Regions from separate parts of the Homo sapiens genome. Here region 2 is linked to region 1. Evidence: read pairs that join two places in POLR2A ChIA-PET (ENCODE). Cell type or tissue: HepG2. All regions are shown on one strand. Each heading gives the region's core, and the rest is flanking DNA. Links, peaks and the distances in the headings are about the cores only. Region 1 overlaps ELOVL7 (ELOVL fatty acid elongase 7). Region 2 overlaps ZSWIM6 (zinc finger SWIM-type containing 6).

The links. ChIA-PET counts read pairs that join two places held together with the same protein. Peaks named below come from ENCODE experiments on the same cell type or tissue, not always from the same donor. Only the 100,000 strongest peaks of a DNase experiment are listed, where the experiment ranks them.
Region 2: POLR2A ChIA-PET joins it to region 1 with 5 read pairs; 1 of 35 experiments calls an interaction of 5 or more read pairs at or near these places.

Annotation. Positions count from the first base shown.
Region 1 is chr5:60,806,830-60,814,989 of GRCh38, reverse strand. The region is part of intron 1 of ELOVL7 (ELOVL fatty acid elongase 7); the gene reads left to right. Among named protein-coding and RNA genes, the nearest start is that of ELOVL7, 33 kb to the left of the region's middle. In HepG2, for the core only: no CTCF peak of the experiment used is centred there; a DNase peak (open chromatin) is centred at 4,119.
Region 2 is chr5:61,343,690-61,351,849 of GRCh38, reverse strand. The region is part of intron 1 of ZSWIM6 (zinc finger SWIM-type containing 6); the gene reads right to left. It also overlaps the pseudogene LOC100421309. Among named protein-coding and RNA genes, the nearest start is that of ZSWIM6, 16 kb to the right of the region's middle. In HepG2, for the core only: a CTCF peak has its summit at 4,448 (motif pointing left); a DNase peak (open chromatin) is centred at 4,559.

The sequences.
Region 1 (8,160 bases), core at 3,082-5,581:
TGGCAATTAGCTGCAATGTAGTTCATGTGATGTTTTTCATGGGATAGGGATTTTAGGAGCAGTAAATGGGGATGGGGTGGAGGTGAGTCTCCAGCCCTGTATTTTCTGCTTACCATTCACAATTAAGCCCAGCATAGGGCTTAGTGTGGTGTTAATAAATGTTGGTTGATTGATGAAATTCATTTCACCATCTTGTTCTTCTTACTGCCCTTCACACTGGGAAGCTGTGTGCTATCATGACGAGCATAGACTGGAACCCTGAACTTTGAACACTTCCTCTACAGCTTAGTAACTGTGTGATCTGGGGCAAGTTCCTTAACTTCTCTGAGCTTCAGTTTCCTTATCTGTAGAATAAAGATAATGGTATTTCTCTGATAAGAGCTGCTAGGAAGATTGAATGTGATAATGTCAGTGGAATACCTAGCACAGTACATGACCCAGAACCTTCAGTTAGTGGGCGTTATTGTTATTCTCTTGGATAACTTGGGTAGCAACTCACTATACTCCCTTGCCTCAAGAAGTAGAGACAATAGTTGGTTTCAGGGGATGTGCCTAGTTGTACTGCTTGTGGTATGCTGGGTCAGATCCCTTTGTTTCAAGAAAACTCTGCAATCTCCTCACAGAATCTGTTAACACCTCTTTGACTTTTGAGCAATACTCCAAGATGACTACTGAGGCTGGATGAGAAGGCTGATTGTCATCTGTGGTTCTGCTTCTTCCTTATGCATTTTTGACCCATTTCACAGATTTCATAATAACTCATTATGAAAATTTTATTCTTTTCAGAACCACCGATTTTTAAAACTTTAATCAAGACAGCTTTCTTTTTGCAAAAGATTTCAATAATGAGGATTCCAGGTTGGCACAGGCTGATTTGGGCAACTGAGAAAAGTCTTTCCGACCTTTGTCAGAGAAGTAGCTTAGCTGAGTTCGTTCTTGTTGCCACCTTGCTTTTGAATCTCTTGGTTAATGTATGAAAGCAGAGGAACTGCTTTCATCTGAGGCACACAGTGGCAAAGTTCCCATGGCAGGAAATGTTTGTTCTTACAAATCTCATACATGGTGGTCACAAGGGAGACCTTCGTATTTTGTTTTGCTTGTCTGGGCTTTATCATAATTTGATGATTGTTTCAGTGTGTTTGCCTGACAGCTAACTATCTAAGAGAAAAGACTGTGATGCACTTGCCCTTAGGGACCTTCTTAGTCAGCCCCAATCTACCTGTCGAGTTTATCTCCTGCTTCCCCTCTTTGCAAATCCTTTTTGTACTACAACCAGGCTAGTGGTCTTTTAACAAGTGTTCTCTGAAGTAACAATCCCTGTTTCTGTTAACTGAAAAAAAAAAATTGATATAAACAAAAACAAAGAGTTGATGACTTCTGAGATTGGGAGGGAGGAATGGGGGCAGGTGAGAAATAACTTACTAAAGGGAAATAGAGATTTTTACATTGGAGGGCAGTAGGGAGTGTTGAATGAGAAGAGTGGAGTCAGATAGTGGAGCTGAGAACTTGGGACTTGATGTAATTTAGAATAGGGAAAGGGGAAAAGGTGATGAAAGTGGTATTTTAGGACTATATTTTTCTCTTAATAAGATTAACCCTAAGCGTAGATTTAAGGGATATATGAGTAGAGGCAAGAGTTATCCAGGCCCAGTTATAGTAATACACGTGTCAACCGAAGTTCTGGTTGTTAGCAGTGAGAATTGTGGGGAACATTTTCATTTGAGAAAAGTCAGGTTGTAACAGCTCACAGGTTGGAGGTAAAAGAGCACAGTCAAAGATGATTCTAATGGCTTGGAGTAAAAGAAAAGTCAAGCCATTAACGCCTGTGAAGGTGACGGATCAATAAACCTGTTGGTTGAAGATAGAAGCTGGGCAAGATGAGTTCCTTTTGGGATTAGTTAGGCTTCCTGTGATGGTGGAATATCCAAATTATAATGTTTATTGGCAGTTGGAGAAAATGGACTCTGGCATGGATGAAAGGTTAGGGTTCAGAGTGTAGACTTAGGAGTCATTACCATTGTTTTAGGAACAAGTAGATAGAAAGCAAAGAGAGCACCAAGGATTGAAGGGAGAAATCCTTCAGTGCAGGGGTATGAAGAAAATAACCAGCTAAACAAAACAAGCAAGAGCTGAATGATGGAAAGGCTTGAGGCCAGTGAGATGAATGCTATACTGTGGAAGCCAAGGTCAGGGCTGTGAGAAGGAAGGAGAGGTCAACAATGAGGGACTGCAGGCAGATCAGAGTAGACAAAAACTTAGGATAAGCCTTTAGGTTTAGCAAGAGGGAGGTTCTCAACCTTTGTGTACAATTCCAGTGAGAGAGGAAACCTTTAACCAAGCAAGATGATTATCTGAGAAGAGTCACACCTTCCATGAGGAATACCTTTAGAGATGCTGTGATCCAGAATCCCTGCCATGCTAAATCACAGTCTGTCATATCTACTCAAGAACAATTCCTTTCCCTTATTCCATTATCATATGCCTATTCTTTTTTTTTCCAATTAAATTTTGCAGCTTGTCCTCTCCAGCCTAGAGAGGGCTTGTCACTATTGTTATTGAACAACATAGGTCACAACCAGTTAAATTTTTTTCTATTCCAACACATTTTCTGATGAAAATTAAATATATACCAAGCAATAAATTTGGTTCTCTATTGTCAAACTTAACAGCAAGAAACTCTTTGTTACATTGTACTATTTCATTTTCTCTCAAGATAACATTTTATTCTTTATATTTCCTTTTCTTTATTTAATTAATTTATTTATTTTGAGAGATAGGATCTTGTTATGTTGCCTAGGCTGCAGTGCAGTGGCACAATCATTGCTCACTGTAACCTCAAACTACTGGGCTTCAGTGGTCCTCTTGCCTCAGTCTCCTGAGTAGCTGGGACAACAGGTGTGTGCCATCATGCCCAGTTAATTTTTTAAAAACAATTTTGTAGAGATGAGGTCTCCCTGTGTTGTCCAGGCTGGTTTCAAACTCCTGGCCTCAAGCAATCCTCCTGCCTTGGCCTCCTAAATTGCTGAGGTTAAAGGTCTGAGTGACTGTACCTGGAATTATATTTCTCATTTATGTTTTTTTCTATAATTTATCTTAGATTAAGATTGAGATTAGGTGTCTTACCCTTTATGTTGCTATAAGAGAATACTAAAGAATGGGTCATGTATAAGAAAAAAATTATTTCTTACAGTTCTGGAGGCTGGAAGTCCAAGGCCAAGGGGCTACATCTGGTGAGGGCCTTCTTGCTGGTGGTGCTCTCTACAAAGTCCTGAGGTGGTACAGGGCATCACATGGTGAGGGGGCTCATGAGAGTTGGCTAGACTGGCTTTTATAACAGACTCACTCTCCTGGTAAATAACTCACTCCCTCAATAACCCGTTAATCCATACATCCATGAAGACAAAGGTTGATGGCCTTTGTGTGAGTTATACAGGCCCCAGTTTTTCAGCTTCTAATCTTTTATTCTTGGTATGTCATTATTTATTTATTTTTATTTTTACCTTTTCCATTTCCCCTTTCAGGAATATGTCATTATTTATTAGTCTAACAAAATGTAGTGGGAAAGAGGAAGACACCTTCTACTTATCAGAAAATAAGTCAGATGGACTACTTGCAAAAGACACTGAAGCCAATAAAGAGAAACACTTAGAATGCCCAGTATGCTAATGACTATACTATCTTCTATGCTATATATAGTAGTATATATATAGTATGTGCATAAACACACACATACTATATACTGGTTTTTTCCTTCTAGGTATGAATGTTCATAGTTCAAATGAATAAAATGCAGCTAATTTGCAAAGTTTTTTTTAAAAAAAGTACAACTGACCTTAATGAAAACACATTCCTCAAGTTTTTGAGAATCAAATCTCAGTAAAGAAGATCTTTTGAGAAGATAAATACAGCCTCTCAGTAAAGGGCAGAAGCACAAATAGAATACAGTTAGACAACAGAAAGTTGAGAGGTTGACCTGGTCATGTGAATTATTTACAGATAAATATACCTTATTTACTTACTCTTCTAAGTTAAAATTGAAACTGAGAAAATTGGGCCTTCTTACTGCCCAGTACAGCTATGAGAATTTCTTTACTGATTGACGAATGCCATGGATATTTAGTCCTTGACTCACCTCCCCTGGGTCGGTACTGTGCACAATACAAATTTGCTTAAGAAGCCCTTCCACCCTACCCTACAAGAACTTACAAAATTCTAGGTGAGGTAAAACATATCCACAAATGAAATGCAGTATAATGACTCCCAAATATAGAGGTATGTGCAGGAGTTAGAACCAAAATATTAATAACTAGTGTGGCATGGATGTCCAATGAATCAGATCAGATGCCAGCCCTGAAAAACTGACCTGCCTGTCCTAAAGCACAAGAGTGGAATATCAGTACTGGTTACATATAATGTGCTGTAGGATTGCATATTTGTATAATTTAGTAATTGATTCCACAGAATAATCATGTATAGGTAATGGGCAAATCTATCATCAGTTTTGAATAAAATAATGTTTCTAACATGAATTCTCTGTAGAAGCTTTTTAAGCAGAAATTTAGATAAGCAGTGGGCTTAGAAAAATCCACATGAAAAGCCTTTAATAAATGAATGAATTCATCATCTCCCTTTCCCTTCAGTATGTGATTCCAGTGTCCATGTCCTCACCCATGAATGGGAAATGAAGGTGTGTGTTAAGTATTGAAATATAGCAGGAGGAGGATCCTAGGGGTACTGCCTTAAACTGGGCCAACCTGCTTTTTTAGTTCTTCTGCCCACAAATGTTTTCCTTCATACTATAAGAAATGCTCCATTTTCTTAAGTACCTAAAACATTCAAAGATTCATTTGTGTTAACAAGCCTCAAGTGAAGTTCCACTGGCCACAAATGCAAAGCAGGCAGGCAAGATAAAGTTTGTTTTTTCTCACTGAGCGATAGTTTGAGGGCTGATAATTTGTTTATAGTCATTTTTTCCTGTAGCCCAAGGACATGGAAAGTGAAAAAAAGAAGAATTCAGGAACCTGAGTTGTAGAGTTCAATATTCATACCAAGATTCATTCCACCTCATAGGTTGCATCCCATTCCCTTTAAGGCATTTTTATCTGTTCACCAGTGTATGGAGTTTCCATAATCAGAATCAACCCTGTTGTTCCATTCACCACCTGGAGAAAAAAAAATTAGGATTGTTAGTCTGTTTGCTTCTCCTCCAATGTGAGGCTATGGTTTCTCTATTTTCCTACTTTTTTTCTGATTTCCTGTGAAATCAAAGCTTTTGCCTTAGGCATATACATAAACACTCATGCAATTTCAGCTTCTCCTCTTCCACCAACTTTTCTTGGCCTTACAAATGTATTCAAGATGTTTTTGTCCTTGAAATAAATCTGTCCTTCACTCTACTATCTTCTTTCTTCCTCCTATAAATAAGTATCTTGAGTAACTGGGTCATAGAAAGGGAGTGATCCCAGAAGTCAGTTGAGCTGAGTGTTGGGTCCAACTCTTTATTGGAAAATCCTTCAGAACCTCAGTCGTCACAGCTAGACAAGCTCTAGAAGTCCTTCCATTCAAACCTTCCTCTGGGATAAATTTATATTTATCAAGACTAGCTACTTTCAATGCCTCCTCACTCCTTGGGGCCTGGGTTTGATTTCTGCCACCCAACTGTGTATTATACTGTAGAAGTTTATAAATTTAGCTAGTTTCAAAATTCAGTAGGTTTTTTCTTCATCCATATTCACTCAACACTGGAGAACTAGTTTTCTTCCTTAGATTCTTCGACATACCAATACCAGTTGTCATCTTAACATTCTTTTTCTTTCTTTCATTTTTAAACATTTTAAAATAGAGTTGTCAGACATACACAGAGGTAGATATTAACACCCATGTACTATCATCAACCATTCTCAAAAATTGTCAACATTTTACCAGTCTCTTAATATTATTTTTTAAAGAAAAAACCATTTTGTTCTCATAACATTTCCATCACCCTCCAGAATTGTCTTGTGCTGCACTTTGTAATGAACTCCCCTCCATCCTCCAACCCCAGCAACTTCTGACATGTTCTCCAACTTTATAGTTTAGCTTTCTCCAGAATTTCATAGATGAATTTTATAGTATGTATTCTTTGGAGTCTGGCTTATTTCACTTAACAGAAATACAGTTCAGATTCATCCATGTTGTATCAGCAGCCTTTTTCTTTTTATTGCTGAGTAGTAATTCATTGAATGGATATACCACTGTTTGTTTATCCATTTATTAGTCAAAGAAAATTTCAGTTGTTTATTATTTTGGGTGACTATGAATAAAGTCACTATAAACATTCATGTACAAGTTTTGGAATGAATATAAGTATTTCTTTGTCTTGGGTTAATATTAAGAGTAAAATTGCTGGGTCATATGCTAAGTATATGGGATTTTAATAGGAATTGTGTTGACCAATTTAAGAGAATTGATATCTTAACAATATTAAGTTTTCCAAACCATGAACATGGTATCACTTACCATTTATTTAGGTTTTCTTTGATTTCTTTAATTTGATTTTTCTGCATAGATGCATAAGAATTTTTTCTTATTCTTTGAGTTCATCAATTTAACCAGGATTTGTCTTGCTATTGATTGTTATGCATCAGATTATCTTACAACCTTGTTTTCTCAGTCTGTCTATAAAGTCAGTAGGAAATTATTTTTTGTCATGTATTTGAATATGTTACTTTTTCTTTTGTTGAATCGTGTACTTTAGAAAGACCAATTACCCTTTTATGGGATCATCTTTGCCCTTCTTTTTTTTTTCTATTAGTTTAACCTTTATCATTTTCATTTGAACACTTCAGGTTTTCTTCTATACCTAGAAATCACTGTTTGGTTGTGAATACTCTGTTTCTGGCTGTTTCTGATTTATCTTTTAGTGTGCTAATGAGCTTTGGTCCTCAATTTGTTTCATTGGTCCTACAGTCTCCCATTCCATTTTATTCTTTTTTTTTTTTTTTTTTTTTTTTTTTTTGAGACGGAGTCTCACGCCCAGGCTGGAGTGCAGTGGCATGATCTCGGCTCACTGCAGCCTCTGCCTCCCGGGTTCACACCATGCTCCTGCCACAGCCTCCCAAGTAGCTGGGACTACAGGTGCCCACCACCATGCCCGGCTAACTTTTTGTATTTTTAGTAGAGACGGGGTTTCACCATGTTAGCCAGGGTGGTCTCGATCTCCTGACCTTGTGATCCACCTGCCTCGGCCTCCCAAAGTGCTGGGATTACAGGCGTGAACCACCGCGCCCGGCCCCATTTTATTCTTTTATCATTTTATGAATACATGTTTTTAACTCAAAACCCTTCTGGAGAATTTCCTTTTGTTCCTTTAGTTACCTTTTGTTGTTCTGGGTTCTTTTTTGTCTGCTGTGTCCTTTTTGCTTTGGTTTCTTTCCCCCCACAGTTTATTTGTAAAGTTTTCTAGTGATTTTTTTTTTTTCATCAAATGAATATTAGGGCACTTCTGGTCAGACCACATACTTGGTCTGATACAGTTTGGGTGCTTTGCTGTCTCTTTCCCTCAGTGTTTTTGAGCCAGTTTGTTTTTTCTCACTGAGCAATAGTTTGAGGGCTGATAATTTCAGTTTATAGTCATTTTTTCCTGTAGCCCAAGGACATGGAAAGTGAAAAAAAGAAGAATTCAGGAACCTGAGTTGTAGTGTTCAATATTCATAGCAAGATTCATTCCACCTCATAGGTTGCATCCCATTCCCTTTAAGGCATTTTTATCTGTTCACCAGTGTATGGAGTTTCCATAATCAGAATCAATCCTGTTGTACCATTCACCACCTGGAGAAAAAAAAAACAAAATTAGGATTGTTAGTCTGTTTGCTTCTCCTCCGATGTGAGGTTACTTGTGAGGCTTCTCAGGCTCTTTTGCATCCCCAGTGCAGCTGGGGGAAGAGGCCATGTTGGGTTAGGAACCCTGCCGTGTTGTAGATGCCACTCTGCTCCCGACCCTTTCCTGGGCCACAGCGTTTTGCAATTTAGAACATTTGTATGTAGCCCTTCCTTATTTGGTTGCCTCTGTGAAATTCTGTGGGCAGTTTTTCTTTTGACCATTTATTTTTCTTTTTTCTGTATTTGCAGCTGCTACCAATACCAAAGTAGAAGCTCCCTTCTGCAGCTCTCTGACTTGCT
Region 2 (8,160 bases), core at 3,548-6,047, 540 kb before region 1:
ACATAGCATATAAAATTTTTTTAATGGCGCTCTATGGTACAAATTAGAAGTGCAGAAAGGACACTAACAGGTCAGAAAGGGGGGAAATGCTTGATGTGATGGCTAATCCAGTCTAAACTTCACTGAAAATATTAAACTGTGATAGCAAAAATAGAATGTGGAATAGGTAGTCTGGGTCATATCACCACAACTTTCCAAGGCAAGGATTTATGAGAATACCCAAAAATACAATTGAAAAAACCACAAGTAAGATTTGAGTTCATAATAAGCCCTTAAAATTTTATTTGAAATTATTTTTCTGAATAATTTATTTGTAAATCTTTAAATTGGGGGAAATGCTAACCAACTCTCTTCATTTATTAATGAAAGTTTCCAAAAGAAGGGAATGTAGATCTTAGTGCAGTCATATGACATAAGGAATTCACAAACATAAATCTAAGAGTTGTTCTATCTTCTTCCATCTTCCACTTGCCATGGTACATATTCAGGGAAGCCTGGAAACTAAACCCTAAGTGATGAGGTCAGCCCACAACTGTCCATTCTACACATGAATAACATAGAATTGATTTTAGCTGTCCCTTTTCCATTTTCAGGCAAATTCTAGAGTTCCAAGTGAAGACAAAAATTCATTAGTCACTAGGGTCAAAAACAAGGGAGAAATTAGGACATTAAGGCATGATACACCTCGATGAATAAAAAACATGCTCTGTTTAGCTGCACTAGATCAGGCAACAATTATAATAAACTATTAACAAAAATATATCTGTGGATAGAGAAATTTGTGTTTTAATGGTAATGAGACAGATTTTTTTAAAACAATGTTTCCTTTCTCTAATTATGAAATCAATATATGATTACAGAGTTTTTGAAAAATACAGAAAACTAGAAGAATAAATGAAGGAAATTAGGTAAAACTGGAGTGATGTGTAACAATCTATTTCCCTTTTGTGTACTATTTAGAATTCAAATACTTTCATGTATTCCCATGTGAGCCTCTTAGCAGCCTTACGACAGAGGTGATAAAGATATAATTAGTCCCATTTTATAAGGACTTGAGGAAGTTCAGGGCCAGTAAGTGTCCTGCCTAGAGGCACACGGATAGTAAGACAAGACGCCTCCTAATGGCTCAGGTATCTTCCCCAAGCTCCTGACCATGTGATTAGCAAATGATACGTTACTTAAGTGCAAGTACCTAAAATGAAAGCAGTACCTGTGAACAACAATCTAAGATTGCTAAAACAATACAACTTCAAATAAGAATATAAAATTTACATATCTTTAAATTGAGAAAAAAAATCAGGGGTGGTGACATCAAACCCATGGAGACTGAGAATCTCTTAACTGCTTCCTTTTCGTCTGAATAGGAGATACAGACAGAAATGTATCTCCTATATATGAAAGATTGAGGAGAGCCCACTGACGGAGACCAGAAATAAGCCAAAGGTCACCTTTCAATCCCAAAAAACACCACCTTCCCTCTCTTACTCTCTCCCTATACACACAAGTGCACATAGCGCACAATTCTAAACTGATTTATATCTTGCCCTCTTCCTTCTGAGAAACAAGATGTATGCCTAGGGTAACCATAGACTTTATTATCCAAACTGGAACACTTGTACAAGTGAAAGAGGTGACTGTATAGGAAAAGAGACATAAGCCAAGACTGACTGGACAAATGGGAACAGGTGGTCACACAATATCTGGATAACCCAGCCCTCTCAGGGGCCAAGCACTGAGAGTACAGCCCTATTGTTAAATTATTGTTCAGAAAACTGCTCTGGAGTACCCCATGTTATGCAAATTGAGTCTTAAGCAAATTCTACCTCAAGAGAAAGTCATCAGCATTTTGGAGACCAGTGTAGCAAACCATTCCTATTAATTAGACAGTGTCATTTCACAATGTGTAAGATCTTGTGGGATATTCTGAAGTTATGTGTTTTTTTTGCATATCATCTGTGAGAGGGAGAGTTTTCAAAAACTAAACTTAGTTATACCAATTTCTTTTAAAAATGAAACATCAAATAGAAGGAAAAAGCAATCACTTAATCCCACAAAGGCATTTATAATTCAAAATTATTTTTCTAGGTAACCCAAAAGTACTGTTCTATATGGGAATATTCAAGTTACTTTCTGTTTAGAAGTTGGAATCATCTAATAAATAAATTGCTTTCAGAATAGCTTTTGGCCTGATGCTACTACTAGCAAGTTAACAAGCTTAAAGAAAAGGTCTCGTCAAATGAGAAGAAAAAAAAAAGAAACCCTACACGGTATTTGGAGAAATATATTGATGACAAACCCAGTACTGAAAACCAGCCTACTTATCCAGCAGTCATATTCCTATTCACCTCCCTCAAAGACTATGCCACAGCAATTCACATTCAGAAAATCAAATAGAAATTAGAAACTGGAGCTATTTTTTTCAATTAAGAGAATTTCATGCAGACACCCACAGGGCTGGCATATACTCTAAGGCTATCATTCATTCAAGTGACATTTCAATGTCTACTATGCATATAATGCACTGGCACTGTTAATACAGTAGTTGGCTGTTCTAGATTTAAAATTTGCCAGAATTTTTTTTCAAACTAGCAGATTCATCTTTCACTCCAAAAAAAGACTTTGTATTTAAATGCTCTGTAATTCTCACCCCAAAAAAACAAGACTAGAAATACCTGCTAAACAATGATAAATTCAAAATGACTACTCCATAACAGTGTATGGTAGAGTATTTTTACATCTGTTAGCACTCCATATTTTGATTCAATTTGATTAGACAACTGATGCTTCCTTCATCAAAGATGCTTAGAAATCTACAATCCTACAAAGGATATTCTGATTTCTCATTAAAAAAAACTGTCCCTCATTTTCTCCGATTTTTACATTAACGATGAGTTCCACAGCTGTGTTCTCAAATTTGGAAAAGACCGTGAATCAGGCGAGGGTCAGTCTCCACAACAATCCCTTACAGAAGGGATTGTTCTACCCACATTCACTGGAGAGACAGAATGCCCCTCAATCTAGAAAGGAAGCCAGATTATCTAAATGGATCTGGTTTACTATTACAGATTTTTAAGAAGAAACAGTATGAATCTAAGACATAGAATGTTTTAGGATTATTAAATAAGGCTTCCTGAAAGAGTTGGGTTCAAAGCTCAATTCTAAGACAAGGGAAACAAAAGAGGAAGAGAAAATTAATTGTTGCACAATTGTAAAGGATCGAAGAGGAAAACAGCAACTCATAAATTTTTAAACTAGCAGTTTAAATGTGGTAAAGCCAATAAATCCCTGAAACGACCCTAAAATAGACTGTCATATACTGAACTTTTTACAGATTACATTCTGAACTATAATGTTTCCTATCTTTAACAGGAAGTATGAAGGGGGAAAATCTAGATGTGAAAAGTTTTTATACAAGAATATTAAATAAGCAGCCCAATGAAGTACAAATACCTGAATGGAGGTAGGGGTGAGAACTCTCTATATCTAAATACGGCTACATGAATTTTTTGGTTTTTCAGAGCTTAATCCACCATGGCTTAACCCACTACCACCAAGACTCATCCTACGTATGCTATTTTAAAAATACAAACTACATTCTTTTTTAAATCTTGCTTTTGTTTTTTGTTTTTTTGAGACAGTCTCACTCTGTTGCCCAGGCTGGAGGGCAGTGGCATGATCTCAGCTCACTGCAAGCTCCACCTCCCGGGTTGACGCCATTTTCCTGCCTCAGCCTCCCGAGTAGCTGGGACTACAGGCGCCCGCCACCACACCCGGCTAACTTTTTGTGTTTTTAGTAGAGACAGGGTTTCACCGTGTTAGCCAGGATGGTCTCAATCTCCTAACCTCGTGATCCACCCGCCTCAGCCTCCCAAAGTGCTGGGATTACAGGCGTGAGCCACCATGCCCGGCCCAAATCTTGCTTTTTTTTAATTCAAAAAGATCACATGCTTAACATCAACTTGGTTTCAAAAATACTTCAGGTCTTAAAACCAAGGGTACTATGACACTTATTTTGCCGTTTGTGAGTTTCATGTCGAAAAGTGGACGTTTTCAGCATGAAAACTTATCTTCAAAACTCACCAGGACATTCTATCATAAATTAGGATATTTTCACAAACAATACAGTTTTCTCTTTAATATTCTATATATTCCATTTCTTCCACATCTTTGTGGTCCAGATGCTTAAAGTTGAAGTGGTCCTGGATTTTCATAAGCACGCACAGCTTATTTGCTTCAATAATGTTGTAGGTGAGGCCTTTTTCTCCTAGAGCTGTCCTGTGCCCCCTATGCACCAGAGGTAGGTCTCATAGTCTGGCTCCTCTGCTTGGTTTACAGGGAGATCCAAGTTCACAACAATGGTGACTTGCTTCACATCAATCCCTCCAGTGCAAACATTTGTTGGTATGAGAAACTTCTCATCCTGAAACTTCCAAATGATGGAAACTCACTGCTCCATGGTCAGCTCTCCACTTAACAAAGACACCTGGTGGCCAGCCTGCATCATCTCCATGATCAACCACTTGGCATTTCAATGAGTCTGACAGAAGATGATGGCCTAGCCAATGGTGATGCCACCATAAATGTTGCACAGAGCTTGGTATTTGTCTTTCCTGTTCTTGCACAACACGTAATACTGCCAGATGTTGTTCAAGGTCAGCTCCTCTTTGCGTAACTTGGTAATTTAGGGATGGGTACAATTCACTCAGCAAAATGCCACACGGAGTAGCTATGAGCTACTGAAACAAATTCATACCCAATTACATAACAGTAAATTTTGAATAAACTCATAGTTACTAGCTATTATATCACTAATTGTTGTCTAACACATCTAAAATATAAACTACAAAAAATTTTAATGAAAACAGTGAAAACCTTGAATGAAACTTGAATCTGTACTTTTTTAAAAAATTCATCCATTTTAAAATAAAAGTACTTTGCTACAAATTGTTAAAATGAATAGAGTATTTTAACGGCTTTTTCCCCCACAGTAGTAGTCATTATTGAAAGCAAAAATGCAATACAATCCAGGCCTTTGGAATTTCCTGCTATTTATGAAACAGCTTAAACAAAATGCCTCTTTAGTAAGTTGCTAAGGGAGATCCATGAAAACTGCAAAGAAACTGCTCTGACAAGTTCTAATAAGGAAAGTCATCTGAGCACTTTGCTTATAAAAACTCTAAACAGCACTAATCAAACTACCTACTGGGCTTTGGTTTTAATAAGGCATGTTAAGCTAGAGCTCACATCAATTTACATGACTCACCTAAACAAAACGTAAATTGCATTAAAGATACAAAAGGTAGTCTCTTACCCACTAACATCCAGTACTCTACAATGTTCTATGCATCATATTAAATTATACATATACACATATCTAGAGAGATACATTGATATCAATAGGTCAGCTGACAATCTATCTCCAGGCCACTTTTGAATTATCTACTATAACCTCTAACTACAGAAAGATTACACTATGATATAGTTCAATGAACTTGATATTCTATCCCCAAGATATTCACTATGTTTCCTAATAATTCAGCAAACTACCCAACTTGCTGTCATCCAAAATATAAGAATCTGTTTTAAGATTTAAGAATGTGGGCCAGGCACGGTGGCTACCGCCTATAATTCCAGCACTTTGGGAGGCAGAGATGGGTGGATCACCTGAGGTCAGGAGTTCGAGACCAGCCTGGCCAACATGGTGAAACCCCGTCTCTACTAAAAAAAAAACACAAAAATTAGCTGGGCGTGGTGATGGGCGCCTGTAATCCCAGCTACTCGGGAGGCTGAGGCAGGAGAATCACTTGAACCCGGGAGGCGGAGGTTGCAGTGAGCTGAGATCGCGCCACTGCACTCCAGTCTGGGCCACAGAGCGACACTCTGTTTCAACAAAAAGATGTAAGAATGTAAATAAACTCTAAAACATCTGCCTTCTGTTGTATACTAGACCAAGCAATTCACCTTTCACTAAATCCCTCAACATAAGCTTTCTTATTTCCATAAGAGTAAATTCAGCAGAATTCATCCAATAACTACCTTAAAGATAATGTGAAGAAAATCAGTTTGATTCCATTTCTAGTTATTTGGGCCAATTAGTTTGTGTTACCTTAAGAAGGGTGTCAGATCATTGCACTACTAAACGTTATCCTGCCATCTGATGGATTTAAGAACATTACACCACTACTCACTGGATAAGCAAATAATCATCAGCGTTTCCATTTGTATTCAGTGTAGCTCATGGTACAACACAAATCATCCCCAACATGCCCTCAGTTTTTCTATGTACCTTTATAGAAAGAATACAATTACTATTCTTACTAAAGTCCCTTCCAAAGATACAAATTCACCTTGTGACATTTTTCTTTCCAAAATTACTCAAGAACAAATACAACATATTTACAGATAGCCACATTCTTAAATTCATATATGCATCCAAAAACTTTAAACTCAATTTGCAAACACAATCTACATAACACTGGCTCTAGGGTGTATAGAATCTAGACCCAGATACTAATATTTCAACTAAAACCTAGCTGCTCCCTACAAAAATGAACAGTAAGTTTTAAATATATTACTAGAGTATTAACCAAATCTAAACACACACAAATGAGTTAGCCAAGAGAACAGGGATAACTGTAGGAAAAACAGTATGTGTTTCTTTTTAATGTCTGATGGCACCTATAATTATATAAACTAATTCAGACTCCACAACTTCAACAGCTACAGCAATTTTAAGAACCCCCGAGGCATAGTAAATAAATCAGGCAAATTTCACACCTCTTGGTGGCACCGCAAAATGAAAAGTATTGAGCTGGATTACACGTCTGACCTGACAAGACAATTCTTAAATCTTTCTCCTACCTAAAATAAACTATACATTACATATTCCAAGATTTATGTATGGCTACTATTAAAGATCAATCACTTCTAAAAACATGTACATCCTATTTCAGAAAAAATAAAAGCAAATAGAGTACCACAGCACAGAATATGTCTGAAATTTAGTTTTGTTTGATATCTGAAAGTTAAGTTTTTGACATTTACCAGCAGTCCCACAACGTGCTGACCCTGTGCCGTCGTGGCCTGGTGCCAGCCTGATGTAGGGCCATGCTAAAAATAGCAGCTAAGCAGCAGCTGTAACACATAGGTCCTTCTGACCTCAACTTTATTTCCCTAAAGGGTGATTGGAGGAAGAGGGGGACAACTGGAGGGAATGAGGGAAATGGAATATACTCTCAGTAGGTATTACTTATCTCTTCTGATTTGTCTTCTTTTCTACCACACACTCCTTTCTCCTCCCTTCCCTCACCCCATCCCCAAGAAAGGAAAGGACAGAGGAAAAGAAGAAAGAAAATGAGGGAAGAAAGGAAAGAAAGAAAGAACAAACTGGAGCTGTGAGGCAAGTTGAGTTCACAGTCTTCCGCACCTGCTGCCCTCAAGTCTCACTTGATTCTACCCTGCCATCATCACAAAGCAGCCATTGGTCATTTCACTCATCAGCTTCACCACTGTCTAGAGAAAAGTATAAACCACAATCGTGAAAAGACTGGCTAGTTCACTGGGCTGAACGTATATCAGACAAAAATTACACAAGTGGTATTTGGGGGAAGAAGGGAAAAAGAACTGTAAAAATGGCATCAAGAATACAAAATCCTGGCCAGGCACAGTGGCTCACACCTGTAATCCCAACACTCTGGGAGGCCAAGGTGGATGGATCACCTGAGGGCAAGAGTTCCAGACCAGCCTGGCCAACATGGTGAAACCCCGTCTCTACTAAAAATACAAAAAATTAGCCAGGCGTGGTGGCACGTGCCTGTAATCCCAGCTTCTCAGGAGGCTGAGGCAGAAGAATCACTTTAGCCCAGGAAGTGGAGATTGGAGACTGCAGTGAGCCAAGATTGCACCACTGCACTCCAGCCTGGGTGACAAGAGAGACACTCTGTCTCACCAAAAAAAAAAAAAAAGTCCAAAGTGCTAAGGATAAGGAAACTTGCAGAACACTAAAAAACAAAGTCATAAAGGAACAGGGCTAACATATTACATATTTAAAAGTTTGCTCACATAAAACAACTAGATTACAAACATGATATTTGGGTTTTAGAATCTTATTTTATGACAAGTACTTATTATAAAAATCACAATATTCTTTGTAGAAATGAG